Regions from separate parts of the Homo sapiens genome. Here all the other regions are linked to region 1. The links are chromatin loops, found by intact Hi-C in ENCODE. Cell type or tissue: endothelial cell of umbilical vein. All regions are shown on one strand. Links, peaks and the distances in the headings refer to the core of each region. The heading gives the core; the rest is flanking DNA.

Region 1 (10,181 bases), core at 3,439-7,438:
CTTGCCAAATAGGCTGCGATTTAGGGCACATTCCAGTTCCAATAGCCAACTGGAGTCTGGCAGGAGAACCAGTGCAAAACTAGACATAGAAGATGTCTGATCATGGCCTGGAAATCTAGATGGTAATCCCCCATCCCCTGCATACCAGGCTAAGACTGCAAATGTGTTTGGGTTTAGCATGTGTTAGGGAGCTAGGGAGACCACCCAGGACTCCAACAAAAGGAAATGCTCCTCCTGCCGCTTGCCACCATTCATACATATTCCATGTCTTCCTTTGCCTGAAGCCTTCTCATAGGCCTGCTCTTTTCCTGATTAATTTTTATATTGAACTGGGCTCATTCAGTTGCAAGTGACAGAATTCCAATACACATTAACATTCAGGATAAAGGGAGTGATAGGGCACTGCCGATGGGCATGGAAGCCAGCGACTCTTGCATTCTCAGCTTTCTCTGTATATTTTCAGCTCCCGGTGCAATGGTTTAATTTTCTCCTTCTATAGAAGTGGAACTCCAGCCAGTAGTAGGAGCAGGAGAGGGGAATGGAGGGAGTTTGTCTCAATTTTATGTCACTCCAGTTTACTAATTCCAAAGGAAAAAAGAAAAAGGTAACTTTCCCTTTCAGTGTTACCATGAAAACGCCTAGCAAGGACTATTATGGGCTTAACTTGGATCTCTGGTCCCTGCTTAGACTAATTACTGTGGTTGGGGAAGGGGCCCTATGATTGGCTATTCCTAGGTCATGAGCCCACCCCCAGGCTCAGTGATTGACAGTCCCACAAAATGATTGACAGCCACACAAAATCTAATTGGAGCAGAAAAGGAAATCTCCAAAGGAAGGAGTAATATTCCTTCAATAAGAGTGGAAAGATGTTGGGCACAGCAAGACAACAGGTGCCTTTTAGGATTCCTACTCAACCACTAAGGCTCAACTCAGGTGTCACTTCTTGGTACTGCCCATTCCTGTCCTTTCTATTGGGTTATGTGTCCCTCTCCTGGCTCATGTTACATTTTGGCTGTACTGGTGTACCCTATTAATTTATAATTGTCTATCTATGTGTTGGTCTTTCTCACGAGACAGTGAGCTCTTTGAAGGTAACCACTGTGGCCTATCCCATTTGCATATCCTGCTTTGCAGCAGATAATGGAAGTTCCAGGAATGTTTTCAATAAAGAATGAATGAAGACAATCACAAAATGGCAGCCAATCCTCTTGAGTTAAGAGAAAGGGGAAAGGAACATAATAAAAGTAAAAAGTACCAGATTTGGTGGTAAATGCTTTATGTTAACTAACTCATTTGATTCTCACAACACTTGCAGAAGGTATTACTCTTTCTACTTTACAGGTAGGAAGCTAAAGGTTAAGTTCCACAAGCTTACATGGCTAATAGCCTTCAATATCATAATGAGTACTTAGGTAACTAAAATCTAGACCAGTTCTCTTTCGGCTACGCTCGCTTTCTTCCCCCACCTTCTCCCCTCTTCTTCTGGTTAACAATGAACTCATGTAACATAGGGATCTTCTCTTTTCACTTCTCAGTAATTTGGACACTTTCCCCCAATAGATTGTTTTATTTTACCTAAAGGTATTCCCTGATCAGCTTTGTATCTTTCATTTGCTTCTTTGTAAAATCAGAGGGTTGGCCGGGGGCAGTGGCTCACGCCTGTAATACCAGCACTTTGGGAGGCTGAGGCGGGCGGATCACGAGGTCAGGAGATCGAGACCATCCTGGCTAACAAGGTGAAACCCCATCTCTATTAAAAATACAAAAAATTAGCCGGGCATGGTGGTGGGCGCCTGTAGTCCCAGCTACTCGGGAGGCTGAGGCAGGAGAATGGTGTGAACCCGGGAGGCAGAGCTTGAAGTGAGCCGAGACCACGCCACTGCACTCCAGCCTGGGAGACAGAGCGAGACTCTGCCTCAAAAAAAAAAAAAAAAAAAAAAAAAAAAAAAAATTCAGAGGGTTGATGGAAAGACTCTGTAAAATCTTTTTCAGCAACAACATTATAAAATTATACAAATTAAATTAAGCCAAGAAAAATTTATAAGTAGGATAAACTCAGCGTAGACTGTGTTTTGTTCAGTTTTCCCCGAAGGTGGTGCTCTGGGTTTCCCATCCTCCACCCTCTCTGCGTCTCTTCCTTCTCTTTTTGGCGCTTCCTTTATTCTCCCATTTTGATCAATCAGTTGCTCTTCTCTGCCCAACAACTTAGTGCTTTTATTTTGCCCTTAGCTTCTTTGGATTCCACATTTCAGCTCCTGTATTCTCAATATTCCTGTCCTCCTTGTCCTCTCATCATTAAACTTTCTCTTCAGAGCCTCATTTCCTCAGAACTGGGCCATGCTTCCTACCACCTGTGCAGGTTAAATTGCCAGGAATAGTCCTAGGGTTTTACCAATTGTAGGTAACCTCCAGGGTGGTCCGAATCGAATGAAACACTTGAATTCAAAGAGATAAAGCTAATCACGGGTATTTCATAATTATGATTGATTCAGTATGGATTTTTTTTTGGTAGGGCAATTTCTTGACCCCTCCAATCATCCAAAGTGGCCTATTTAAGGCCAGCACCCCAGGGCACAGGGGCTCAAAGTGTGGCTCCTCAGCTATTCTGATCTAAAGCTAAGGCATGTTAAACCTGCAGCTTCCTGGGCCCCACCAGGCCTAGTCAATCAGAATTTCTGGGGAATGGCAATCAATCTGAATTTAAAATATATTCTCTGGGTAATTCTTGAGTGCATTAAGTTGTAAGGAACTCAGCCTTTGTACTATTTATTTTCTAAAAGTTTCATGTGCTATTATTTTTTGTTTCTTCAATTCTATTACAAAAATTTATATGATAAAATTTTATCAACTCGCACACATACTAGACGTTTGACTGAAGAATTTACCAACAATACTCAGCAAAAATCCAGTATCTATTACACACAAGCTCCAGATTTATACTTTTTTTACCTGAAAAATATAAGAAAGGCTAAATTCCCTAAACTTTCCTCCTCTCTTAAATGCTTGTATGTGGGGCTTTAATTATAGTCAATACCAAAGGTAAAGCTAAAGGAGTGTCTTGTTTTTTTATACATTGTGTATTTTCCCCTGTTTCTACTGTTTAAAGAAAAACTGCATTTATATAGTCTTGCACAAAGTTTAGTAGCAAATGTTTTCCTTTTGGTTCTTATATTAGGATGCAGTTCCCTGTATGGGAATAATATTTATGTGAATCATGTCTATATACACTATACACACATATACATATATCTTTATATATGAATCTATATATACACTACTCATATCATAATTTTCTCCTTTGTCAAAGGCTTTCTATCCTGCAGTGACACTAACTCCATTTTCCTTAATTTTCACAGTTCTGTGGTGACAGCAGGGCAATTCTGACTTTGGGTTACCAGTAGACCCAGGGCCACATTCCTATTATTCTCTCCAGATGTTCTACAGCGATCTGATCTTTGGGATGAGCAGACAAAACCCCACTGAGCATCCTTGTTGCAGGCCCATTACCTTAGAGGCCTGTCTCCACCGTGCCTCACCTAGATTCTCTGGATATAAAGGAAGATCACACTGTGCTTTATGGAAATATAGCCCTCTGTGGTCAAGATCGCCCACCAAATGTGGTTTCCCTACCAAATAAAGAAAGTGTTGGGGGACAGGACCAGCACAGGACCAGCTTGAGATCTCTTGATCGTTCCATCAACAAGAATTCCGCCCTCCCTCCCTCCCTTCCTCTTCCTTCCCTCCCTCCCTCCTTTATTTCTCTCTTTCTCTCTTTCTTTCTTTCTGACAGTCTTGCTCTGTCACCCAGGCTGGAGTGTAGTAGCGCCATCTTGGCTCACTGCAACGTCTGCCCCGGGGTTTAAGCGATTCTCATGCCTCAGCCTCCTGAGTAGCTGGGATTATAGGCATGTGCCACCACGCCCAGCTAATTTTTGTATTTTTAGTAGAGACAGAGTTTCTCCATGTTGGCCAGGCTGATCTCGAACTCCTGACCTCAGATGATCCACCTGTCTCGACCTCCCAAAGTGCTGGGATCACAGGTGTGAGCCACTGCACCCAGTCAACAAGAATTTCTTTAGCCTCTTTTGCTCATTACCTACAAAGAGCATCAGTCTCTGCCTGGAGAGAAGGGCTAGAAACAGATAGGGCACAGGTCCCCAGGTAACTGGCTGTAAGCCACTATGGCTGATATGCGGGGCAGGTCACTCCTGCACAGAAGGTGGCTTGTTGGCCTCCTGTTCCATCTCTTACAGGCGTTGAGGAAGCTCGACTAAACATCTCCTCACAGCTTACAATCCCAGAAATCATAGGACCCTAAACGTGCGTTTTTCAAAATTTTTGAGCTAAAATGATGTATTACTTTGTAAATTGTGAAAAGTGTCACAAATATTAATTTAAGTGACAACATCATCAAACACTCCAATGTGGCCTTATTATCTATTTTGAAGGAGAAAATCTGAGTTTCATCAACTCAACCAGGATACAGTGAGTGATAAGCAACTTTTGGTGTCTGCAAAATGATCAGTTAAAAAAAACCTGGGGGCTGGGCACGGTGGCTCATGCCTGTAATCCCAGCACTTTGGGAGGCCCCGTCTCTACTAAAAATACAAAAAATTAGCAGGGCGTGGTGGTGGGCGCCTGTAGTCCCAGCTACTAGGGAGGCTGAGGCAGGAGAATGGCGTGAACCCAGGAGGCGGAGCTTGCAGTGAGCGAGATCGCGCCACTGCACTGCAGCCTGGGCAACTGAGAGAGACACTGTCAAAAAAAAAAAAAAAAGAAAGAAAGAAAGAAAGAAAAAATCCTGGAGTCCCTCTATGTGACCATACTCAGCTAGCACTTGATCTGTTCTTTTCTTATGGCATTTATCTCCCGGATCTTGTATATACTTACTTGTTTACATGTCTTATCTCACCTACTACATTCCAAGTTCTTTAAGGGTAAGATCACTATCAGATTTATCTTTGCTTTACCCACAGAACCAGCAAACCTGACAGCCCTAAACTGATGCTTGTTAAATGAATGAATGAAGTGAATGAATAAAATCATACCCATTTCAAGTTAATCCTTTGGATTTTATTTGGCTTATACGTAGAAAATCATCAAAAGGAAGGAAACTGTCCTAGAAACCTTACAAGGAAGAGTCTCTTTTGGGAATCTCCTACCTGCCCCCTCCCTGGAGCACTTAGGGATGGATGGGGGAAACTTTCACTATAACAAAAGGCGAGTAAACTCTTTCTGAAAATTAGTTTAAGGCCCCTAGTGGTTTAATCTTTACTGCCGCGTAAATTAACTCAAATATTAAGCCAGCAATAAACCGGCGCTCCAGTATCAACCATCCTTTTCTCTGTTAATACGAACTAGGAACTCAGGTTGCTGTTTTCTTTCCCCTCCCACGTGTGCTGATCGTGTAAAAGAATCACAGGAACACACGAGCAATGAAATGTGTAAATAAGAAAAATGCACACACATCACGAGCTCATTTCTTCCCAGATATTTTTTGGTCAACCTCTCAAGCTTGGAACAGGCTCTATAACAGATGTGCGTTTGTGTGTGCATATTGGAAAACAGAAAAATAAGGTCAGCGCAAACACTACTTGTAATACAAACTAATGTAAGAGAAAACTTCTTTTTCAATATTAACAACGACACTAGAGAAATAATGTAAAATAAATATACGGTTGGAACTAGGGGTAAAAAAAAAATCAGCAACGTCAGCAAACTGAGATGGGGTGAGTTGGAAGGCAGATTGGAATTTATCTCTTAAAAAAATATCACCCTAACTAGAGACCTGTTTTGCCTAAGGGGACGTGACTCACATTTTCGGATAATCTGAATAAGGGGAATTGTGTCTGCTCGAGGCATCCATTCTGGTTCGGTCTCCGGACTCCCGGCTCCCGGCACGCACGGTTCACTCTGGAGCGCGCGCCCCAGGCCAGCCAAGCGCCGAGCCGGGCTGCTGCGGGCTGGGAGGGCGCGCAGGGCCGGCGCTGATTGACGGGGCGCGCAGTCAGGTGACTTGGGGCGCCAAGTTCCCGACGCGGTGGCCGCGGTGACCGCCGAGGCCCGGCAGACGCTGACCCGGGAACGTAGTGGGGCTGATCTTCCGGAACAAAGTTGCTGGGCCGGCGGCGGCGGGGCGAGAGCGCCGAGGGGGAGCCGGAGCGCTGCAGAGGCGCGGGCCGGAGGGCTGGCGCTGATCTGCACCCTTCTCATCTGGAGAGCGGACCCCTGGCTGCCCGGAGGCGAGCCCCTTCCCGGGGGGTGGGGGCGGCAACGCGCGACCCAGCGGTCCTGCGCCCCACCCTCCCTCCTCCGCCTCCAGCGCTCGGCTCCAACAAAGGGGCAGGCCCGCAGCGGGGAGGAGGAGGAGGAGCCGCCGAAGGAGCGAGCCTCTCTCGCGCACAAAGTTGTGGAGTCGTTTTTCCTCGGAGCAGGGAAGCGGGCAGCAGCAGCCGGCCGCGGGCTTTCTCCCGCCGAGGGGCGAGGAGGAGCCTCTGGCTCCAGAAGCCGATTGGGGAATCACGGGGAGCGGCGCCCCCCTTCTTTTGGGTCATTTCTGCAAACGGAAAACTCTGTAGCGTTTGGCAAAGTTGGTGCCTGCGCGCCCCTTCCAGGTTTGCGCTTTGACTGTTTTGTTTTTGGCGGAACTACCAGGCAGGAAGATTGCACAAGTAAGGGGCGTTTTCAGTCGGGTGTCAATTTCTCTTTCTTTCTTTCTTTTTTTAAAATTTCGGTTCGTGTCTGCTTCTCCAAGCTTTATTTTTTTTTTTAAATACATCGCACCACCAAACTAACACTCGCACACACCCCCGCGGTTACTCCGTGTCAAACTCCTAGAGGAGCCCTTGGCCAGCTCGGGGTGCGGCGGTGGCGACCGGCAGGCGAGGAGGCCCGCGGGCAGCAGGTAAGCCCATGCATTATTGAAGCCTCGGGCTGGTAATGTGACTACAGCCCCCGAGGGAATGGGGCGGGGGCCGGGAGGAGGATGGCTCTTTCTGTGGTTCTTCCGCCTGGGATCGGCGTCCCGAGCTGCTTCCCAAGTCCCAGAGTCGAAGATGGGAGTAACTTTTGCGTGCCCTTTCCTCGGGGCCTCAGTTTAGCTCCCCGCGGTGCGAGAGAGAATGCCGGAGGCGTGGAGAGCTCGGGCGTGGAGGTCCTTGGGATCCGTACTAGTTGTGAACGATCCAAACTTATCTGACCAGCTCTGTGCTGCCTCCCTGCTCCCCTAATCTTCCTCCCCGCCGGGGTGACAGAGTCGCCCTCCGTGCATCGCGCGGTGCAGGGCGCTGGGCCAGTGATTTGCAAGAGGGGACGTGGCCTCTTAGGAGAGTCTGTCACAGACACCCGGGCCCGGGGAAGGCGGGGCTCCGGCGGTGTCCACAGGAGAGGGTGGGCAGAGGGTGGCTGTGTGGTCGGCGGCCAGCGGAGCGCTTCCCAGCCAGCCGCCCGGCGGGGAACGTGCTTGACCTCTGGGTGGTTGCTGCTCCCAAGGGTGGGGCTCCGGAGAGTGTGGCGCGATCGCCAAGCTCCCTGGCAGCGGCCCTGGAGAGACTGAGGGGACAGGAGGAGGGGGGCGCCCCATTGGTGTGTAGTCCCGCGCAGTCGCCGGCTCTCCTTTTCCGGACTCTGGGGATCTCTTGCTGCAACTGACAAGGTAATTCATGCCCCGCTTTGGCCCGGGGTCCGAGGCTGTGGTTGCTCAAGGCCACTTAAAAACCAACAAAGCACCAATTGAAGGCTGTGCAACTTTCAGATGGCAGGTTGTTCAAAGGATTTTTTCCTCCAAGCCTCAGATTATGAAAGGGACTCATTCCAGTGCGTTTTTCGAGGAGGAGGGAGAAAACGTTGCCCGACCTCCGAGAGAGCTGTGGGACCAGCACTTTATTTTACAAGGAACTGCAGAGCTCGGGTTCTAACTCCACGGCCCCGCTCTCTGAGGTGTTCAGGACAGGGCCTCCTCTTTCCCAGCCTTCAGGTCAGCCGGATCACCAGGGCCTTGCGGGCCAGTTCCCCCTGCCGCGGTTGGGAGGGTCAGTGCAGCGGTCGCCGCGGCCAGAGCGCGCGGAGCTCGGGGGAGGCCGGATTCCCTAGGTCTGAGCCGACCCTCCCGGCCGCCCGGCCGGGCGGCAGCGACCGCATCCATTCCTTTGTAAGTTGCACCGGCCTCAGGAAGTCGATCTGGGCCCTCCCGGTTCGTTGGCGGTGGGCGTGGGAGACGCAGCCTGCGGATAGCTCAGGGTCAGGGGAGAGGTGGAGGAATGCGAAGCTTGTGGGTAGTTCTGCGGTGACGGACAGGGTTGGCGTGGAACCATTCCCCGCCCCTTTTACCAGCCTTTATGGGACCGATGAGACAACTCTTTAACTCTCCTTTGGGTGTTTACCTAAAATTTATTGGCTCTGTAAACAGTATTAATCACAGTAGTATTAACCTTCCCTGGAGCGCTTCCGAGTGTAAATGGCAGTTCTTGGCACTCACCGTTTTCTTTTACTGTGTTTCAAGCAGAGCAGCAAACTCTTGTCCGCTTGGCTTCCTTTTCTACTATCTCAATCGTTCCTAGGTTTTGGTTCCTATAGTAAATTAATGAATAGTGTTTGCATTACACAGCATTTCCATCATAATGCACACTGTTGGATATATATGTGCTATATACATAAAATATAGTACAAAATAAAAATTATATACATATATTCATTGTATAATTCCTAAAATCTTAAAAAATTGAAACATTAGTTTTGTCTTTAAGGCTGTCACCTTATGTTTATTTTTTAAACACCTTATGTTTATTTCATACACTCTTGCTTGGTGGTCCATATGACAGCCGGAAGCGTTCTGAAGGGAGAGTTAGTGAATATCGACTTGACTGGATTGGTTTCAGTAAGAACATCTGGCTTTTACAGAATATCATTTGAGGGAAGGGAAATCTAGGGCAGAGGTAACAATAAATTGCATTTGTATAGGGCTTGAAGCTTCTAAAGCAACATCTCATTCATTGATTCTCAGTTTCTCACCTAGCCTTCTGTGAAGATGGTGTTCCCTCCATTTTATAGGTGTGGAAGACGGAGGGTCACACTGGGATGCATTGTTCGTGGTGAAACTTTGATTCTGTCTCCTGAGAACCAAAGATTCTGCATTTGGCAATTAGAAGGAGTCATCCTTTGCCTTAAGTGTACTCAAATTCCTCTGGCCATTAATGGCAAGTAACCTCAGTGGCTATCACTATTTAAATAGCCTTCTGTTATTCTTCTTTCTCCCCATTTTCCTCTGTACTCTGATCACCTTTTCTGCTGTATCTTTGCAACCTGTAAGGGATTTTCATTATCAAGAAGAGAAAAATTTGAAAAATCACCTTGAGGAGAGTGGCAAGTGAAACATTATAGTGAAGAAGTGTTACTGATAATGGGCAAATGGAATAAAGTAGTGTGTAAACAGTTGACTTTTCTCTTTTATGGGTGAATAAAGGCTTTGGGTAGCATAGAAGTGGAGATCTTGGCTAAGACCAATAGTGAAGAAAAGCATTAGACTTACTGCTCCAAAGTGATACACTGTAGTTCTTTCCAGGAAAGAGAATTTTTCCCTGGGCAAACTTAATTTTCCATGATAAACTTTTATAGACATTCTTCTGAACAAAGTTTTTGATTCTTGAATATAATAAAATACACTTAAGAATTTAGCAAATCCTTTATAGTTATGTACTTGAATGAAAGAATGTAATCATATAATAATCCATAAATTTTTAGCAGTAGTAGAGCCTATAAAAAATGAAAAAAGTTTTTTAGACTCTCATAAAATCTGTCAGATTGATGATCCAATCCTTTATATCCAACTCTCTCTCTCTCTCTTTTTTTTTTTTTTTTTTTTGAGATGGAGTCTCACCCACTCGGTCGTCAAGGCTGGAGTGCAGTGGCAGCGATCTTGGCCCACTGCAACCTTTACCTCCTGAGTTCAATCAATTCCCCTGCCTCAGCCTCCTGAGTAGCTGGGATTACAGGTGTTTGCCACCATGCCTGGCTAATTTTTATATTTTTAGTAGAGACAGGGTTTCGCCATGTTGGCCAGGCTGGTCTCAAACTCTTGACCTCAAGTGTTAGCCAGGTTGGTCTTGAACTCTGGACCTCAAGTGATCTGCCTGCCTCAGCCTCCCAAAGAGCTGGGATTACAGGCATGAGCCACCATGCTGGGC
Region 2 (10,181 bases), core at 3,770-7,769, 130 kb after region 1:
CTTTAACGGTGATTTGGTGAGGTTTTGATGCACCCATCACCCGAGCAGTATACACTGTACCCGATTTGTAAAATTTTATCCCTCACCCCCACTCCCACCTGCACCCCCCGCCCAGGTCCCCAAAGTCCATTGTATCATTCTTATACCTTTGGATCCTCACAGCTTAGCTCCCACTTATGAGTCAGAACATATGATGTTTGGTTGCCCATTCCTGAGTTACTTCACTTAGAATAATGGTCTCCAGTTTCATCCAGGTTGCTGCAGATACCATTATTTCATTCCTTTTTGATGGCTGAATAGTATTCCATGGTGTGTATATGTGTGTGTGTGTGTGTGTGTGTGTATATACACACCACAATTTCTTTATTCACTCATTGATCGATGGGCATTTGGGCTGGTTCCATATTTTTGTAATTGCAAATTGTGCTGCTATAAACATGCATGTGCAAGCATCTTTTTGGTATAATGGCTCCTTTTCCAAATGCCTACCTCTGATGGGCATTTGGGCTGGTTCCATGTTTTTGCAATTGTGAATTGTGCTGCTATAAACATGAGTGTGCAAGCATCTTTTTTGTATAATGACTTCTTTTCCTCTGGGTTGATACCCAGTAATGGGATTGCTGGATCAAATGGTAGTTCTACTTTTAGTTCTTTAAGGAATCTCCACACTGTATTCCATAGTGGTTGTACTAGTTTACATTTCCAGCAGCGTTCCCTTTTCACTGCATCCTCGCCAACATCTATTGGTTTTTGATTTTTTGATTACAGCCATTCATGCAGGAGTGAAGTGGTATGGCATTGTGGTTTTGATTTGCATTTCCCTGATCATTAGTTATGTTGAGCATTTTTTCATATTCTTGTTGCCCATTTGTATATCTGCTTTTGAGAATTGTCCATTCATGTCCTTAGCCCATTTTCTTTTTTACTTGCTAATTTGGAGTCAGAGCTTATTCAGCCTCCAGCCCTCACCTGATTGTCCGTGGAGTATGCTAGTGGCCCCTGCCTCTGGCCGCCAGGTATCTGAGCCCCACAGTGGTTTCTTATCATCCCAGATTTTATCATCACTATACCGGTAACTTACCAAAATCGAGGTAAACATTCTGTTACATGTCTGTATGACTTGTGATTCCCTGAAAGATATTACTTGGTTTGGCATGTGTTTTACAGTATTTTATAGTTCTGAAGGTAGGTGCACATTTACTGATTCGGAGTGTTCTCTGCACATTTACAGTAAACACTGTAAATCATTGCTCTGTAGTTAATGAGGCATACTCTGTGATGACCAGCACCATCTGTTTCTCTTGTCTTTCTCTCTTCCTCTTCTTCTCTCCCTCCCTCCTTCCAAGCAAGCTTCTAAATGGAATCTTTTTCAATTCTTAGCAACTTATGCTGACCACCCAGAATTCTTAAAGAGGACGGCTGAGAGATCTGCAGTCACTAATTGTTTAAGTGACTGGAGCACATTTTGCTGGTTTTCTGTTGTCGAGGTGTGGAAGGAACTCATTAGGCATTATTGCAGTGCCCTCATTTTACTTTCAGTCTTCTCTGTGGAAAGCAATGCTGTGTTTGTTCTTTTACCACAGAGTTGAATCATAAAAGTAAATACTACATATCATACAGTCTTCATTTCGTTGATTCAACTACACATTTTATAATTGAGATGAACCTAATTTTATCATTTTGCTTAATCTTGACTAGAGACAGCATTCTTTTTAAAACATCTATTATTTGTTTTATGCAGTAATACATAAACTTTGTAAAAATTAGATAAATCAATAAATCCAAAGAAAATTGTTCAAACTACTTTTAATTCCACTACCAAGAGAAAAAGTGTAGCATTTTGTTGTATAATGGTTTAAAAATGTATTATCATATAAATATATTATCATTAACTAAGATGATGTACATAGTGCTTACTGATGCATTATTGATTATTAAGAAATTGAAAAATTACAAGAATGTAAAAGATGCTACATTTGTGTCAGTGTTGAAATTGGGGTTCATGAGTTAAAGATTCTAATTTGAAAAGGTTTAGAAATGTTGCATTAAATTATTTCTTTTTGAATTTTTAAATTAACCAACTTCTTGCAAAAAACAGATGAGGAGGGAGAGAGAGAGACCATAAAATTTACAATGTTATCAGATGCTTGGGCATCATTTTGAACTATCAGGGGCATCAGATTAATCTCAAATTAATCTGAGGAGAGTGTGAATATATTATGGTATATACACTATATATGTTTGTGTGTGTGTGTGTGTATATATATATATATACACACACCATACACACACACACACACACACACACACACAGTAAACAATGGGACTGGTAATTGAATTAACTAGAGTGTCTCAAATCCTGTTTTGAAAATAGGGTGTAAATAAATAATAGAATAATCAGTGTCGAAGGGCTCAAATTTGTTATTCGTTTGTAAGATGACACTCATCAGACATGTTACTTTTGAAAGCATTTAAAATCTGTTATCTTCCAACTGTTTTTATTATATGCAGTTATAACTTGATTGCTGATAATGGGTTTAGGTAAGTCATAGGACAGATTCTGTCTCCCTGCTGTATCTGTTTCTTTGTACAATTTTGGCAGCACCAAGCTAGATTTGCAAATTCACCTTAACGTGTTTGCCATATTATGTTAGTACTGTTTTTTGTTTAAATCTACAGTCATGTGTCACATAAGGATGTTTTACTCATTGATGGACCACATATATGATCGTGGTCCCAGAAGATGATAATGAAGCTGAAAAATTCCCATAGCTTAGTGATGCTGTAACTGTTATAAGGGCATAGCACAATGCCATTTACTCGAGTGTATTAGTCTGTTCTTATGCTGCTACTAAAGACATACTCCAGACTGGGTAATTTATAAAGGAAAGAGGTTTAATTGACCCACAGTTCCACATGGCTGGGAGGCCATGGTGAGAAGCAAAGGAGGAGCAAAGTCACGTCTTGCATGGCGTCAGGCAAGAGAGAGAGCATGTGCAGGGAACTAACCATAAGATCTCATGAGACTTGTTCACTATCATGAGAACAGCACAGGAAAGACCCACCCCCATGATTCACTTATCTCCCACTGGGCACCTCCCATGACACGTGGGAATTATAGGAGCTACAATTCGAGAGTTGGGTGGGGACACAGCCAAACTGTGTCATCAGGTATTTGTGGTGATGCTGTTGTAAACAAACCTACTGTGCTTTCAGTTGTAGAAATGTCTAGCACATACACTTATGTACAGTACATAATACTTGGTAGTGATAACCAACAACTGTGTTACTGGCTTATGTATTTATTATAAATTTATCATTATTTAATTAATTTATTTATTTTGATATGGAGTCTTGCTCTGTTGCCCAGGCTGAAGTGCAGAGATACAATTATGGCTCACTGCAACCTCTACCTCCCCTGTTCAAGCGATTCTTCTGCCTCAGCTTCCTGAGTAGCTGGGATTACAGGCATGTGCCACCACGACTGGCTAATTTTTGTATTTTTAGTAGAGACGGGATTTCACCATATTGGCAGGCTGGTCTCGAACTCCTGATCTCATGATCTGCCCGCCTTGGCCTCCCAAAGTGCTGGGATTGCAGGTGTGAGCCACTGTGTCTGGTCCATTATTTTAGAGGGTACTCCTACTCATTAAAAAAAAAAAAAGTTAACTACAAAACAGCCTCAGGCAGTTCCTTCAGGAGGTGTCCCAGAAGAAGGCATCGGTATCATAGGAGATGACAGCTCCATGTATGTTATTGCCCCTGAAGACCTTCCAGTGGGACAAGATCTGGAGGTGGAAGACAGTGATATTATTGATCCTCACCCTGTGTAGGCCTAGGCTAATGTGTATGTTTGTGTCTTAGTTTTTGACAAAAAAGTTTGAAAACTAAAAAAATACAGTTTTAAAAATTGAAAAAGCCTTGTAGAATAAGGACAAAATGAAACAGAATATTCTTGCACAGATGTGTGATGTGTTTGTGTTTTAAGCTGTTATTATAAAAGTCAAAAAATTAAAGAAATTGAAAAATTTATAAAGTAATCTAAGGTTTATTATTGAAGAAAGAAAAATATTTTAAAAATAAATTTAGTGTAGCCTAAGTGTACAGTGTTTATAAGGTCAACAGTAGTATACAGTAATGTCCTAGGCCTTCACATTCATTTACCACTCACCCAGAGCAATTTCTAGTCCTGTACGCACCATTCATGTTAAGTGTCCTATACAGGTGTACTATATCTTTTTTTTTTTTTTCGTTTGAGACAGCGTATCTCTCTGTTGCCCAGGCTGGAGTGCAGTGGCGCAGTCTTGGTTCACTGCAACCTCCGCCTCCCAGGTTCAAGCGATTCTCCTGCCTCAGCCTCCTGCGTAGCTGGGATTACAAGTGTGCACCACCACAACCAGCTAATTTTTATGTTTTAGGAGAGATGGGTTTCACCACGTTAGCCAGGATGGTCTCCAACTCCCAACCTCAGGTGATCCACCCGCCTTGGCCTCCCAAAGTGCTGGGATTACAGGCATGAGCCACTGTATCCAGCCTAAAATCTTTTATATCATATTTTGACTGTACCTTTTCTGTGTTTAGATACATAAATACTTACCATGTGTTACAGTTGCCTGCATTATTCAGTACAGTAGCATGCTCTATAGGTTTGTAGCCTAGGAGTGATATGCTATACCATCTAGCCTAGGTATATTGTAGGCTATTCCATCTCGGTTTGTGTAAATATACTCTATGATGTTTGCACAATGATGAAATCACCTAAGGATGCATTTCTCTGAATGTATCCCTGTCCTTAAGTGACTCATGACTGTATTTGGAATCTGAGTGCCGTGAAGTCAAGAGCTGCTTTCACCAGCCTTGATTTTCGCATACTGTATGACAGAAAGTAGGCACTGATCTATCTCTCTACTGGAAAATCCAAGGCCCAATTCTGCATCTGATTTGTTATTGATACAAAGAATTAGAATTTCACTCTTTTAAGAAATCCAAACTGCACTTTCTAAATCTTACTTTCTTATTCAATTTTTTGTAGATTTTTTTCTATTACTACTACTATTGCTGAAAAACATGATCTGTGGTAGAAATATTAATAATTGTGCTTTGAGAGTATTGAAGTAGGGTAAGAATAATACAGTATCAGATCAGAGAGAGGGTGGGACCAGATCTCACAAGATTTTTATTTGGAGTTTGGATTGGATTTGCCTGTAATGGATGCCCATTAGGGTAAATCAGGGAAATTGACACAATGTGGTCTGCACATTAAAATTGGAATTATTCTGGCTCTTACGTAGAAGCAAAGAGATCAGTTGGCTGGAGCTGGAGTTCAGGCAATAGATAATGGCGGTTTGGGCTAGAGTTGACACAATGACCATGGTAAGAAGTGGTCATGTTTGGGATGTGTTTTTGGAAGTGGAAGGACAGGGCTGGTGGGTAGGTTAGAGGTGGAGAAGAAGTGAAAGGAAATGAATCAGGAATGACTCCTTTGTTTTTGGCCTGAGCAAGAGTCATTATTTCTTGATATGTGATGTATTTGCAATTAATCATATTCTGTAGTCCGTGGATGTGTGTGTGTGTATGTGTGTGTGTGTGTGTGTGGGTGTGTGCATATTTGTGTGTGGCCTTTCTCCAGAGTTGACCAGTTCCTTAAGGCATTCCTCTTTGATTAATCCTATATTTCACCTATATGTGGTCATGCTCTATGCAGAAATTGCTCATCGGTCACCCTATGACCTGGTGTGCCTGTAGACAAGATCTATTTGTTTAGCACAGTGTTTTAGGAAATTACAGTTACCAGGAGGTTATACATATAAATTCAGATTTCCACCTTCTTTTTAAAAATGAGAAGTTCTGCCCACAGTGAACCTGAATTCCCATATGGCCACCCTTAGCTAGAACTGAGCAGGAGCTGCCACTTGAGCCTGCAGAGCCAGCTGATTCTCCAGATGTGCCTGGGGCTCATCAGGTTTGCTTCCCTCACATGTGTCATCACTGCAGTTGTTTGCAGCCCTTGCTCCCCGCTAGACCCCCCTGGCTTCTCCCCTTGCATTGTGCTGACCGTTCGCCTTTGTGCTCTAACATTTTAAAATCCAGCAGCAGTAGTGTCCCAGCCGCAAGCATGAGTGCTGGTCTCACTTGTCAAAATGGTGATGGTAGAGGGAGATGAGACTTGGGGACAGCCAAAGCTGGCCACGCCAGGGCTGTAGTATCTGTCATCTAGAGTTGTGTCATGTGGTTGTTTACTTTTTTTAAAGTTAAATGTGACCCAAGGCTTATATACCCTTCAAGTTCAAGACTGTTCATTTATACCATTTTGTATTTATTGGAAAACTATGGAAACTCTCTTGAGAATAAGGAGAATGACCTGAACTTGGCATTTCTGCAGGGCCAAGCACAAAGGAGGTATTCACTAAATATTTGTCCAAATGCATTATTCAACTGTATTCTCTTTGTCAGAGAAGTCTCTGCAAATGAGTCTTTGCAAAGATTTCAAAATTGAAATAAGAGGTTAACTGTCAGGATGAATCAGTTTTTATTTTTATTCATAGATGACTTCTGACATTTCCAAGCTGTTTCACAGAGTGGATCCCAAGTTTACAGCTTGTGATACCAAAGCACCAGACACGCTTTAAAGTGGTGTACTAGAAAAAAAAATAGTCTGCATTTTGAATTCATCAAAATGTAGTATATATCTTGTTGCTCTCTTTGGGGGGCCACTAAATATATCCCACCCACTCCAGTGATTAAATATTTTTTTCCCTACATATCCCAGTCCAGTGATGAAATATTTTCTTCCCTATCTGTCCTAGTCCTGTGTCTTCATAATTTTAGTAGCAGTATAGCACAGATGTTGAAAACATAGATTTAGAGCCAGATTTTGTGGTATCAGATCCTGGTTCTGCCTCTCATTTGTTAAGTCACCTCCACATCAGTTTCTTCGCCTGTAGAATGAAGAAGATGATGCTGTTTTTCTCGAAATACTATTATAAGGAAATAAATAATACATCTAAATAATACAACTAAATCTTTATAAGTCTCTTAGAACATATGATACATAGTAAATGCTTGCTATCATTATGTCTAAGAACATTTCATATTTCTACTGCCTGTTTCCGTATGGCCTATGAGCTGAGAATGGTTTTTACAGCTTTAGGTGGTTGCAAAAAAATCAAAAGAAGAGTAATATTTTGTGACATGTGGGAATTATGTGAAATTCAAATTTTAGTGTCTATAAATAAAGTTTCATTGGAAGATAGTCATTCCAATTGGTTTATTTGTTTATGTATTCTCTATGGCTGCTTTCACTTTACAACAAAAGGTAGTTAATTGTTTTTGAATGAGATATGTTCCTGCAGGTCATCATATGACATATTAATGAAACCTGAGACTTGTGAGATCTTTCTCTGTGAATTGACACTACCATGTTCTCATGTTCAGGGCCTGCTTTTGCCTTCCTGCTTGAGATGAAGAAGTGCTTAGTTGTTGTCTCAGTCCTTTCAGATATTGTTGATATTTTATTACACTTTTCTGCCAATAGAAAACACTAAAGTTATGCTTGTGATATAGTCACATCAACCATTTAATGAACATCTGTCATCTTAGTTTAACAGGTAAACAAATAGATGCAGAAAGGCCAAGTAACTTGCCCAAAATTCTATGGCCAATAAGAGGCTTCTTGTTTACAGATGAGGTCATTAATGGACATCCATAATTATTTATAATATGAATAAATATTTATATTTCTTTTTTTTTTTTTGAGATGGAGTCTCGCTCTGTCACCCAGGCTGGAGTGCAGTGGCGTGATCTTGGCTCACTGCAAGCTCTGCCTCCCAGGTTCATGCCATTCTCCTGCCTCAGCCTCCCGAGTAGCTGGGACTACAGGCGCCCGCCACCACGCCCGGCTAATTTTTTTTTTTTTTTTGTATTTTTAGTAGAGACGGGATTTCACTGTGTTAGCCAGGATGGTCTCGATCTCCTGACCTCGTGGTCCGCCCGCCTCGGCCTCCTAAAGTGCTGGGATTACAGGCGTGAGCCATCGTGCCAGGCCTGTATTTCTTTTATATAATGCTGTTTTTGTTGTTGTTGTTTGTTTGTTTGTTTGTTTTTTTGAGACAGAGTCTTGCTGTGTTGCCTAGGTTGTAGTGCAGTGGCATGCAGTCTCCATCTCCTCTGGGTTCAAGCAATTTTCCTGCCTCAGTCTCCCAAGTAGCTGGGATTACAGGTGTGCACCACCACACCCAGCCAATTTTTGTATTTTTAGTAGAGATGGGGTTTTGCCACATTGGCCAGGCTGGTCTCGAATTCCTGCTCAAGTGATCCTCTCGCCTCGGCCTCCCAAAGTGCTGAGATTACAGACATGAGCCACCGTGCCCAGCCAGTTGTTTTATATTATACTATTTTTTGGAAAGTGGAGAGTGGATTTGAGAAGGGTTTCAGGCTGCCCAGGTGTTATATTAGCTGCCCTTGCCATCATCAGTATTTTCTAAGATCCTTTCTATGCCTATATAACCCCATTTGTTTCTCCCATGCGCTTTACCTATATAATATATTTTTGCTATGCCTAAGACCTGAAAGTGAATTCGGTTATTTGTTGGCTATTTTGCAGAATTGTACTTCTGGTTGGGTGGGGGAGGGGGATTAGACGTAGGCAGGTGACGAAGGCCACTTCTGCCCATTGCTTTTACTGACAGTGGGTAGCAAGTCCTCAGGGGACTTTCCCCTCAAGGGGAAATTACCCCTTACCCGGCTTCCTGAAGTTCTGCCTCTGGAAAGTGGCCCCTGCATCTTGCACATCTCTGTGTTATTTTGATTGATGGAGAAAATCTCTTTGTCCCTGAATCTATCGCTGCCTGTGAAAAAGGCAGCTGGGAACAGAAAAGCAGCTTTGTTTCAGATATGAATAAGTAACAGTGTATTCTTTACTGATTCTGTGGTGAAAATTTACTGCACTTTCCCTCATCTGAAGTATATGAATGATGAAAAAGGCACATGCTAAAAATTATGAGTTGGCTATACCTAATACCTGTTTAAAAACAGATAGAGGGAGGGGAACAAGGGTTGAAAAACTACCTACTGGGTACTGTGTTCACTACTTGGGCAATGGGGTCATTCGAGACCCAAACCTCAGTGTCACACAACATACCCATGTAACAAACCTGCATATGAACTCCCTGAATCTGAATGTTTTAAAAGATAATTAAATTATGCCTTGTAAAAAACTAAATAAAGTCTAGTTCAAGGGTCAGCTCCTGTCTGAAGCCTTTGCCCACTCCCTGGCTTGCAGTGGTCTTGGGGTCTCTCTCTCCTCTGTGCTTCTATAGCACTGGCACACTTTTCTATTCCAGACCTTACACATCGCACTGTAATTGTTATTTTCTAAAAAAGAGTATCACTTCCACTGAATGGTAAGCTGTTGAGTGTGCAGAAATATGGAATCTTTATTCATCTTTGTAATTCAGGTCTCTTCAGGTACACACACTTGTGCGCACACAGACACAGACACACACACACACACACACACACAATAAAAACAGATAAGGAATCACGAGGGAAGGAAGGAAGGAATAATGCCAAATTTTAGGAAACTTCAGAATGGCTCCTTCTTCCCCCTCCTCCATTTCAAACTCAGAGTAAAGTTTTGCTTCATATGAATGATATGTATATATTTTTTAAAGTGAGAAATGAAGAAGATAAAAGAAGTATTGGTTAAAAAATATCTATTATTGACAGGAAGTGGGACTGTTCATCTCTGTGGAGATTTTATTATATAAGGCAGTAATTCGATACAAGATAATACAACATTTATTAAATATTACATTGTATTCTGTAGTTCTCAGGGCATTTTCTTATAATATTCTATTATTTGATCTTTACAGTGACTTTTGATTTAAAAGGTTAGGTAGCTGAGCCAGGTTCACCAGGTAGTTAAAGGTCAAACTGGACTTAAAGCCGAGGCTTCCTGATTTTCTATGCGGTGATCACCCCATTGCATAATAATTCATTGTATCACAGACAGGCAAGGATCTACCAAACTTACAGTGAATGGAGTGGGATTTTCTGGCATCAGACACTAGAGCAGGATTATCTGTGGGAGTTGATGCTATTTATCAGGAAAAAGAGTTTAGAAATTCTATAAGCTTTGTCAGTTAAAATCTTGGACTGGTACTAGTTTTAAGCACAAAAAG
Region 3 (10,181 bases), core at 3,132-7,131, 66 kb after region 1:
TGACCTGAGAAAGGGGAGAATAAAACGTTTGTACTTTGGGGGACAGTATGAGTGCTGGGGTTTCTGTTTCAGTGCAGGCTTGTCTATGAGACATGCATATGCATAACTTCATGCAGGGAAAGTGTCGTGCACTTTTCTCTCGCTGAAGTTTACTTCCGGGGTGACTTAGTTTTTCTGATCAGTTTAGATGTTCATATCTTGTTTAATGTATACATGTGTGTACTGGTTGTATGAGCTTTTGGAGGGGAAAAACCCCAAGTGATGTGTTTTATTCGATCATACATATCATGCATGAATGTTGTCACTATGAAAAAACTTTGAGACTGGTTGGTTTTCTTTTTCAATGTTTTCCTTTCTTGTGGAATTACTCTTTCCCTCTTAATGTTTTCCTTCTTAGCTTCAGTGAATGAGGTGGTAAGGGGTTGTAGCGTTGTCTCTGCAGAGCAAATTCAAACCAAAATGATTGGAGCAGCCCATATTTTCTTAGTGAATTGGGTTTCTTGAACAAGTGGCATAGGAGACTGGTGTGCTACAATTCTCATCATTAACTGTTACTTCTTTCTTAAATAACCATGTGATCCCAACACAACATCAAAATACCTCTCAGGGACCTGAATTAAAACTCCACGCGGGCCAGGCACAATGGCTCATACCTGTAATCCAAGCACTTTGGGAGGCTGCGGCATGAGGATCACTTGAGGCCTGGAGTTCGAGACCACTCTGGGCAACACAGGGAGATTCCATCTCTACAAAAAATTTAAAAATCAGCCAGGCATGGTGGCATGTGCCTGTGGTCCCAGCTACTTAGGAGACTGAGGTGGGAGGATAGCTTGAACCTAGGAGTTTGAGACTAGTGAGCCACGATCATGCCGCTGCATTCCAGTTTGGACAACAGAGGGATACCTTGTCTCAAAAACCTGCATAGGGGCAGCAATTGCAGGCTTGTGGCCTTTCGAAGATTTCCTTTGATTGTCACTAAATCCTCTCTCTTTCCCCACCATTAAGAGTCTCTGTGGTCAGCTAGTCTTCATCAAAGGGTCTTGCTACAAAGGGTCTAGGGTAACCTTAATGATTGAAATCAGAAGACAGCTAGAAGAAAAGTACAAACAAACCTTTAAATAATAAGCAGGCTTTGGCCGGGGGCGGTGGCTCACGCCTGTAATCCCAGCACTTTAGGAGGCCAAGGCAGGCGGATCACCTGAGGTCAGGAGTTCTAGACCAGCCTGGCCAACATGGTAAAACCTTGTCTCTACTAAAAATACAAAAATTAGTCGGGCGTGGTGGCACGTGCCTGTAATCCCAGCTACTTGGGAGGCTGAGGCAGGAGAATCACTTGAACCTGGGAGGTGGAGGTTGCAGTGAGCCAAGATCACACCATTGCACTCCAGCCTGGGTGAAAGAGCAAAACTCTGTCTCAAAAAAAAAAAAAATAAAATAAAAAAGCAGGCTTTTAAATGAGTAGCTACAGTGTTAAATATATTTAAATGCTGTGCTGGTTGAGTTCTGGTTCATTTAGATAACATTCTTTCCTGCCCTATGACCAATCAAAAGGCTTTAGGAAAATAGCATTTTTAAAATTAAAATGTATTTCAGTGCATGTTATTTTAATAAAAATAGAAAACCAATGTGTACATGATTTCCAATTTCACAAGGGCCTAGATTCTCCTCTCATCAGTTGCTATTGAACTGATTTTTTTGTGTGTGTCCATAGTGTAGGCTCTTTAGTCATCTTGTTAGAAATAAGGACATTAAATTTAATGTTAAAAATAATATTTTCAGCCAGGCACAATGGCTCATGCTTGTAATCCCAGCACTTTGGGAGCCCGAGGCGGGCAGATCACCTGAGGTCAGGAGTTCAGGCCAGGAGCCTGGCCAATGTGGTGAAACATCGTCTCTACTAAAAATACAAAAATTAGCTGGGTGTGGTGGTGGGTGCCTGAAATCCCAGCTACTTGGGAGGCTGAGGCAAGAGAATCGCTTGAACCCGGGAGGCGGGGGTTGCAGTGAGCTGAGATTGCGCCACTGCACTTCAGCCCGGGCATCAGGGCGAGACTCTGTTTAAAAAAAAAATAGATCTCTATCTCTATCACTATCTCTCTGTCTATCTATGTATCATCTATCTATCTATCTATCTATCTATCTATCATCTATCTATCTATCGATCTCTATCTTTATCCAGCTGTATCATCATTTTCACTAGATGCTAACAATAATATAACTGAGATAAACCAAAGTTTCAAAACAAGCTTGAAAATGTGAAATGAATAATTTGGAGGCGGGACTGGCCATTTAGGCATCTATGAAGGCCCAGATGACTCATGTCTGGAAATTGCCACTGCTCAGGAAACCACTCCTGGGAGCCCTGCTCGTTTTGCCATCCTTCCTGCTTTCTTGCCTGCTGACAGGACTCTATGTCAGCTGTTTCCTTTTTAGATGGAAGGGTTAAAAGATTCACTACTTGGGTCCCCCATTAGAATCACCAACATGCTTGTGCCCCACAGTCAGAGATCGTGACTTGATTGGACTGAGGCCCTGCTCTGTAGCTTGTCAAAAGCCAGCCAAGGGTGTCCAATGTGGAGGGTACAGGGGAATGTATTCGTCCCCCACTAGACTGAAAGCTCCATGGGAGGGAGTAGAGGCAGCTTTGTTACTGCTGCCTCCTAGCACCTGAATGTGTGCCTGATGTGCAGAAGAGGCTCAGTAGCTGCTTGTGGAATGAATGAATGAATTAGTTCCTTTGAGTAACAGGAAGTTGGAAGAAGATTGGACAGAGGCTTAGTTATGGTCTTTGCTGATGTAGGAGAGTGTGCTATGTTAGGCTGAACAGTGGCTGTCATCTTGGAAGACACTCCAGGAAAAGGTCACAGGGGAACAGGTGGCTGATCTGGGGGAATGCTGAACAGACCTCTCAGAAGAGACAAGGCTCCAGGGCAGTGGTGTCCTTATGAGGCAAGGCAGGTTGAGAACTTTGGGAAAGAGAATTTCATCAGGGGCTGAGTGTGTGTGTGTGAATGTGGATGTGAGGCCAGATGGGGACACTCCTGGGAGAATCTCCTGAACTGTGGCTTATTCTTTGTTTTTTTTTTTTGTTTTTTTTTTTGAGACTAAGTCTCGCTGTGTTGCCCAGCCTGGAGTGCAGTGACACAGTCTTAGCTCACTGTAGCCTTGACCTCCCAGGCTCAAGTGATCCTCCCACCTCAGTCTCCTGAGTAGCTGGGACTATAGGTATGTGCTCCCATACCTGGCTAATTTTTAATAGTTTTTCTGTAGAGATGGGATCTCACTATGTTGCCCAGGCTGGTCTTGAACTCCTGAGCTCGAGTGATCCTCCCTCTTGGCCTCCCAAAATGCTGGGATTACAGGCCTGAGCCACCATGCCCAGCCGTGACTCACTCTTAAAGGAGCTCAAGTCTTTTGTGTTGGAACTCCAGGAGGTTGACGACCACACTCATCTATTCAGTCAGCATTTGCTAGGTACCTAGCACACGCCCAGCTCTGGGGAGGTATGGGGATATAAAAATGAAGGTGATTTGATTCTTCCCCCGTGGAGGTTAGGACCTGGAAAGGATGGTGTGTGAAGTGAATGCTAGGTTTGCTGGTGGCTGAAAGGAAGGAACGTTGTCATCTTTGTCATATGTTAGGGATTGCCAGACCCACCAGTTGACTATATCCAAATAAAGGAACACAGAATTTGGAGTGATCACAGGGCAGTGAGATTTGTCTGGGAAGATATCTTAGGACTCGTGAATTTTTTGCAGATCTTAATAATTATAGAGAAAATGAGTAGGTGGTTAGGAAGACCAGGTAACTATAACTTACAGAGGTGAGAGAATGAGAATTGTTAAGTTGGGAGAAAAAGAGTAGAAAGAGCGACATGTGAAAGAAAAGAATCGGCCGGTGCGGTGGCTCATGCCTGTAATCCCAGCACTTTGGGAGGCCGAGGCGGGCAGATCACCTGAAGTCGGGAGTTCAAGACCAGCCTGACCAACATGGAGAAACCCTGTCTCTATTAAAAATACAAAATGAGCCGGGCCTAGTGGCGCATGCCTGTAAACCCAGCTACTAGGGAGGCTGAGGCAGGAGAATTGCTTGAACCTAGGAGGCAGAGGTTGTGGTGAGCAGAGGTTGCGCCATTGCACTCTAGCCTGGGCAACAAGAGCGAAACTCCATCTCAAAAAAAAACAAAAACAAAAGAAAAGAATCTTGGGTGGAGAAAATGAGAAATGGGATTAACATGGTACTGAGCAGTTCTTTTTTTTTTGTTTTGAGACGGAGTCTCGCTCTGTCGCCCAGGCTGGAGCGCGTGATGGGATCTCGGCTCACTGCAAGCTCCTCCTCCCGGGTTCACGCCATTCTCCTGCCTCAGCCTTCCGAGTAGCTGGGACTACAGGCGCCCGCCATCACGCCCGGCTAATTTTTTGTATTTTTAGTAGAGACGGGGTTTCCCCGTGTTAGCCAGGATGGTCTGGATCTCCTGACCTCGTGATCCGCCCGCCTCAGCCTCCCAAAGTGCTGGGATTACAGGCATGAGCCACGGCGCCTGGCCCTGAGCAGTTCTTTAAGGGATGAGACTTGGCCCTCAAGATCTGGGTTTCCATTACCCCTGCCATCGTCAGGGTAAGTCACTGAACCTCTGAGAAGGGGACTCCCAACCAGGAGGATCACAGGATCTCCCAACCAGGGAGGATGCCCCGGGAGAGTGTGGTCAGGATTCATGATGTTACACATTTTAAAGTTCTTTGCAAGCTATAGTAATAGTTCCAGGTAAATAAATGGAATAATAAATTCTGTAAAAATTATAAAAACCTAGTCTGTTGATAATGGGCTCTTTTAGGTAGAGTCTAGGGTAGGAAATCAAACATTATATTCATCATGGTACTTGAAATATATTTAAGCTGAAGCTGTGCACTCCATCATGTTTTTGATATATTTTTCCTTGGCATTACTTGAAAGGCATGCTCATGAAACTGGATTTGGATCTGTTTCATGTTTTCACTTGCGTTCTCTGACCCCTACTTAGAGGGCACCAGGTGCTTCCTATTCTAACCGTTTGCAAATTCAAGACTTGGTTGGAGGGCCATTCAGGGGACTGGTGTGGGGTTAGATAGGATCTGGACACAGCGACTCCCTCGCTCCTGCTCCAGTATTTTGACCTTAATTTGAACAGTTCAATGAACTGGCAACTGAAGTCGTTTTTTCCCACTGAACTAGACCTTTCATTGTTTTGCAGAGGAAGATGACTCATAGCCAGGTTCTACCATTGTGCTAAAGTGAAATTTTAGTCTAGGACTAAAGGAACACAGGCCAAACTTTCTGTCTGAGCTGCAGAGTATTGAAACTTAGATTGTGAGCTGGGCAGGAATTCCTGTGGCCCTCTGTGTGGAGTTGCTCTCAAGGAAAAGGAGCATTTAAATACGTTTTTGACTCCAAATTTAATTTTTAGTAATATAGTTCAAATGTCCTTTAAAATATCTTAAGTAATCAGACTGTTTTCTAAAAAAAAAAAAAATGTAATGCAAAATGAAAATTCTACAAAGTAGAAAACTGTCATTTCCTTCCTCTCTCCAAAACCATTGTTAATAGTTTCGTTTCTTCTGCTACCCTTGTTTTCTATGAATGTAAAAATGTATGCCTCTATGGGTGAGCATGGCTTTTCTTTTTTGAACCAAAATTGAAACCATCCTGATTTAGTGGCATCCCACTTAAAACATTATTAAAAACTACCTGTGTACATGTATCTTCGCTTACTTGGGCAATTGCTGGGGCAAATATGCTTTTACTGTTAAATCGTCATCTACAACAGATGACATGTAGAGAGATGAAATGTAGTCTATAGTTGTTTGAACTTGCATTTCTTTTTTTGTGGAACTGAACTTCTCTGCATATGTTTATTGGCTCTTTGGACAAATTCGTCAGTGATTTGGCTTTTCATGCATTGCTCATTTTCTTTTGTTGCTTGGATCCCTGACTTTTATACTCTTAATGATTCCAAGGGAAATTCCTACAAAATGGCAGATTTGGGAGGACTTATTTGAATTTCTTTTGAGTTCTAAAATGGTTAACTGCTACCTTAAAAGATAGATATTATTTTCAGATATCTAGGACAGAGGTTTGAGTCTTTGGACTTAGATTCTATAGTATTTTCTTTCTTTTTTTGGCTGATATGGAAGACGTCATCATCCCAAACTGTGCTGAGACTAGTAGTTATTTAGATACACTATTTTATTACATTTTCGTATACTGATAAATTATTTCCATATGGATGGTAAGTCCCAGATTTATTTATGAAAAAAACCATTTTTTATATATTTTATGGAACATGGAGTTAGCAGAAAGATGCTGTGGAGTTAGGCTTAAAATTAAGCCCTAACTATTCTGCCTCCTGTTTTGGGGCTGTTGTCAGTCTTTAAAGGTACATCTTTGTAAAATTTTTTGAACATAACTTGACAGATTGCAAGAAGGATTATAATAAATGGTGTCTGTTTGTGTTAGAGTATTTCAAGTCAGTACAGGAAAAAATACATTTAGATGCTAAGTGAAGATAAGACATTAGTTTAAATGAGGCCCCGTATGCACCATCATATTGAAAATTTACCAGTGTGTCCTCGTCCTTCAATTTAGATTCGTTAGTGATTTTTCACATCAAAGCATTGAAGCTGTAATTCTATGTTGGGTTCATTTAACCACAGATCCAGTAAATGGCAGGAAATAGAGAGCTATACAGGACAGCAAATGGCCTGCAGTTGTGTGGAGGATATCTTTGTGGCAAGATGCCCCAGATGTTTTGCTGTTTTCAAAGTTTGCTATCATTTGTTCAGAAAGGTTTTCATTGCTTGCAAGCAAGCAGGCAAGCAAAGGAAAAGGGCACGCAGCCGCCTCCCCTATGATTCTGTGCTCTTTGCCTTTGATGCCTTATATAAAAAGCTTTATTTAGTCTGCAGAGAGGTTATTTCTCCAAATAGAGGTGAACTGTCATAGTAGTCTGGAAACGTGATAGATTTCAGTTGAATGCCGCTGATCCAAATACTCTGAAAGGCTGGGCTGTGTGGCACTTGTAAGATAGGCACCTTGCACAGATTCTTCCAGGTCACTTGCACATATCGCCAGTAGAAATACCTCATCAGATAGCGATCCACTTGGCACTCTGAGAAGCAACTCCTATCACACCGACACTGCTACTTTTCTCCTGGCTCAGCCAGTCTCTTGCTGGGAACCTGCTGCCAGAGTTAGTCACTTGGCTTCTGCCCTGGCCTATTTTCTTGTTGACTTCTGGATTCTGTGCCTTTAGCTTCTCCTTGGACTCATTGGCCATTACTCTCTTTCTGGTGTTAGTAGCTCCTAGACTGTGTTTGACAGAAGAAATTTATTCCCCTAGCAAATTCACTTTCTACTGAGGTAACTCTAACCCACCCATGCAATCTAGCATCTGCCAATACTCTGAGACCCACTGATTGTTAATCAGTATTTATTATCTAACTCTGAGTAACGAGTGTTATAGCAGGAAAAGTAGAATCTTTTTTGTGTGTGTACGAATGTGGTTTAAGGGACTTTTGGGGATAGAGGAGAAATAAACACCTTGAAATGAATTATTATATTTTACCTTTGCCCATGTGAATTCTTTAAAATAATTATTAAATTCTCACTTTGCTTATATGCATTAAAAATTTCATAGTGATGGTATTTAAAGAGGGAGGTTATGGACATTTTGCAAGTTGGTTGAGGCAATAGTTCTCATTTCCCTTTTCATGTCCCACGGGACATGTCATATCTGTCTGCCTCCCTCCTATGCATTTCTCCTGCTGTTGCAAGGAGAATCTTATGTTTTATGATGAAAATTTATTTGGTGACTAAGTGAAGTGTGCACTATTCTTTTAAAAAGTCCTTGAGATTGCATTCTGTATATTTGCTGAATTTGTTACTAGGCCTTACGCTGCAACATTTCTGAGTAATCAAATCTAAATAAAAATAAAAGGTCGTTCAAGGTAAATCTATGTCTTGATTACTGAAATAAAGTATTGACATTTATTTCCCATAATTTGGGAAGTTATTCAGTAAATAATATTTGCCTGGTGTTTTATAATGAATCATTTTTATCATATTGGGTTTGTGTTAGGAAGACTGTCAGCATTGATTTTCCAGTAGTTTTCTAAATTTTCTCATCTATTTATGTTTCTTCTTCTTCTTTTTCTTTTTTTCTTTGAGACAGGGTCTTGCTCTGTCAACCAAGCTAGAGTGTAATGGCATGAGCTAGGTTCACTGTAGCCTCGATCTCCGGGGGTCAAGCAGTCCTCCCACCTCAGCCTCCTGAGTAGCTGGGATTACAGGCATGTGCCACCACGCTCAGCTCATTTTTCGGATTTTTTTTTTATTTGGGTAAGAGTCTCGCTCTGTTGCCCAGGCTGGAGTGCAGTGGTGCGATCTCAGCTCACTGCAACCTCCCCTTCCCAGGTTCAAGCGATTCCCTTACCTCAGCCTCCCGAGTAGCTGGGACTACAGGCGCATGCTACCATGCCTGGCTAATTTTTTGTATTTTTAGTAGAGATGGGGTTTCACCGTGTTAGCCAGGAACGTCTTGATCTCCTGACCTTGTGGTCCACCTGCCTCTGCCTCCCAAAGTGCTGGGATTTTAGGCGTGAACCAACGTGCCCGGCCCTTCTGATTTTTTTTTTTTTTTTTAAATAGAAACAAGGTCTCACTATTCCCAGGTTAGGGTCTTGAACTTCTGGGCCCAAGTAATCCTTCTGCCTTGGCCTCCCAAAGTGCTGGGATAACAGGCGTGAGCCACTGTGCCTGGCTATTTATGTTTCCTAATTACTGCAGTGCTCATGTTTCTGTCAGCTTCAACTATGCCACACATGACTAGGAATTAGAAATAAGAAAACAGTAACCAGCCTGGCCAACATGGCAAAACCCTGTCTCTACTAAAAATACAAAAATTAGCTGGGTGTGGTGGTGAGTGCCTGTAATCTCAACTACTTGGGAGGCTGAGGGACGAGAATCGCTTGAACCTGGGAGTCGGAGGTTGCAATGAGCTGAGATACTGCCATTAAACTCCAGCCTGGGCAACAGAGCGAGACTGTCTAAAACAAACAAACAAACACACACAAAAACAAAAACAAAAAAACCAAGGAGCCAAAAATAAATGACTCAGTGAACATTTATTGAGCAACTGTGGTTTGCTGGGTGCTGCGGTCGTTGTTGTGAAGGTGCTGGGATGTTTTAAAGTTGGTTTTAAACTTAAGGATTCTACTTACTGGCAGCCTAGAACCACTGCATATGCCTTGCAGAGATGATGATGGACACTTGTGTCCTCACCTGTGCAGTGCAGGCACATCAGTGAAGAGCCTTAGATTCTCATTTTGCAACTGTTTTCACACTTGGGTATCGGTTTCTAGATCTAAAGCAGTAAATGAGAAAGGCAGTGGGTGTGAATGCTGCTATAAACTGACACCCTGACAATAACGATATGCTTGTTGACAGGCTGATTGCAGAGGAGATGAAAAAATAAAGGGCAGAACAAAAAAGTCTCAAAGCTCTGCCCCCTGCGTCAGTAGGAAGCTGTATTTTGCTACTCAAGTAGACTAACATTGGAGAAATAATTAGCAAGTGAAAAAGTTCTTCCACCGAAAGGACAATGCAAGTTAAGGCAGGTAGTCTGGTTTTCTGTGCTGCAGCATCCAACCACGTTCTAGAATCCTGTTTTCATATTTTGTTGGACCCAACTGGATTAAAACAAAGCCCCTTTCTCTGGCTGGGTAGTGGCCCGAGTTAGGCAGTTTCCAGTGCTCTAATTGGTACTTTGGAGCCAGTGTCCAGTGACTTTCAGAAGCAGGGTAAATGTTCTTGGTATTGAGCAGTTCTCTGCTGGATGCCGGGCCTGTCCTCATGGTTCATGCTGCCCTTAGATCATCAGCCATTCACTCCTATGGTCGGTCAAGGACACCTTCTCTAGGAATTCTCTGCTGACTTCCAAGTGTGGGTTGGGTGCCCCTCTTCTCTGCTTTCTCCTTCCCTGCTTGGATTAAATTCAGAGATTCTAAGATGTCTTCATCTGTCACAACATTCATGATGGATGTTACCCATCAGTGTTTTTGAAAACGAGGTCTATCTCTGCACGGTGTTGAAAGATAGGTGGAACTTATCTTTTAATAATCTCTTCAGGTGGTCATTGTGTATGTTTG

The links. Peaks named below come from ENCODE experiments on the same cell type or tissue, not always from the same donor. Only the 100,000 strongest peaks of a DNase experiment are listed, where the experiment ranks them.
Region 2: a loop joins it to region 1, with 2.4 times the contacts of the local background. A loop is called at or near these places in 25 of 110 quality-filtered maps.
Region 3: a loop joins it to region 1, with 5 times the contacts of the local background. A loop is called at or near these places in 34 of 110 quality-filtered maps.

Annotation. Positions count from the first base shown.
Region 1 is chr6:144,278,918-144,289,098 of GRCh38, forward strand. UTRN (utrophin) reads left to right here and starts at 6,418. Exons shown (of 75, transcript NM_007124.3): 1 at 6,418-6,904. LOC124901418 reads left to right here and starts at 7,581. Exons shown (of 1, transcript XM_047419641.1): 1 at 7,581-9,037. The coding sequence starts at 7,754. The coding sequence ends at 8,362. RefSeq lists an enhancer at 5,788-5,857 and silencers at 5,988-6,047, 6,258-6,357. In endothelial cell of umbilical vein, for the core only: a CTCF peak has its summit at 5,274; DNase peaks (open chromatin) are centred at 5,424, 6,034, 6,424, 7,404 and 1 weaker place; H3K4me3 peaks cover 2,393 bases; H3K27ac peaks cover 2,121 bases.
Region 2 is chr6:144,410,479-144,420,659 of GRCh38, forward strand. All of the region lies in intron 3 of UTRN (utrophin), which reads left to right. Among named protein-coding and RNA genes, the nearest start is that of SNORA98, 9.9 kb to the left of the region's middle. RefSeq lists an enhancer at 967-1,136. In endothelial cell of umbilical vein, for the core only: no CTCF peak of the experiment used is centred there; DNase peaks (open chromatin) are centred at 4,833, 5,553 and 7,403; H3K27ac peaks cover 2,192 bases.
Region 3 is chr6:144,344,762-144,354,942 of GRCh38, forward strand. All of the region lies in intron 2 of UTRN (utrophin), which reads left to right. Among named protein-coding and RNA genes, the nearest start is that of SNORA98, 56 kb to the right of the region's middle. RefSeq lists enhancers at 273-773, 774-1,274, 4,418-4,527, 9,587-9,676. In endothelial cell of umbilical vein, for the core only: no CTCF peak of the experiment used is centred there; a DNase peak (open chromatin) is centred at 5,140; H3K4me3 peaks cover 217 bases; H3K27ac peaks cover 4,000 bases.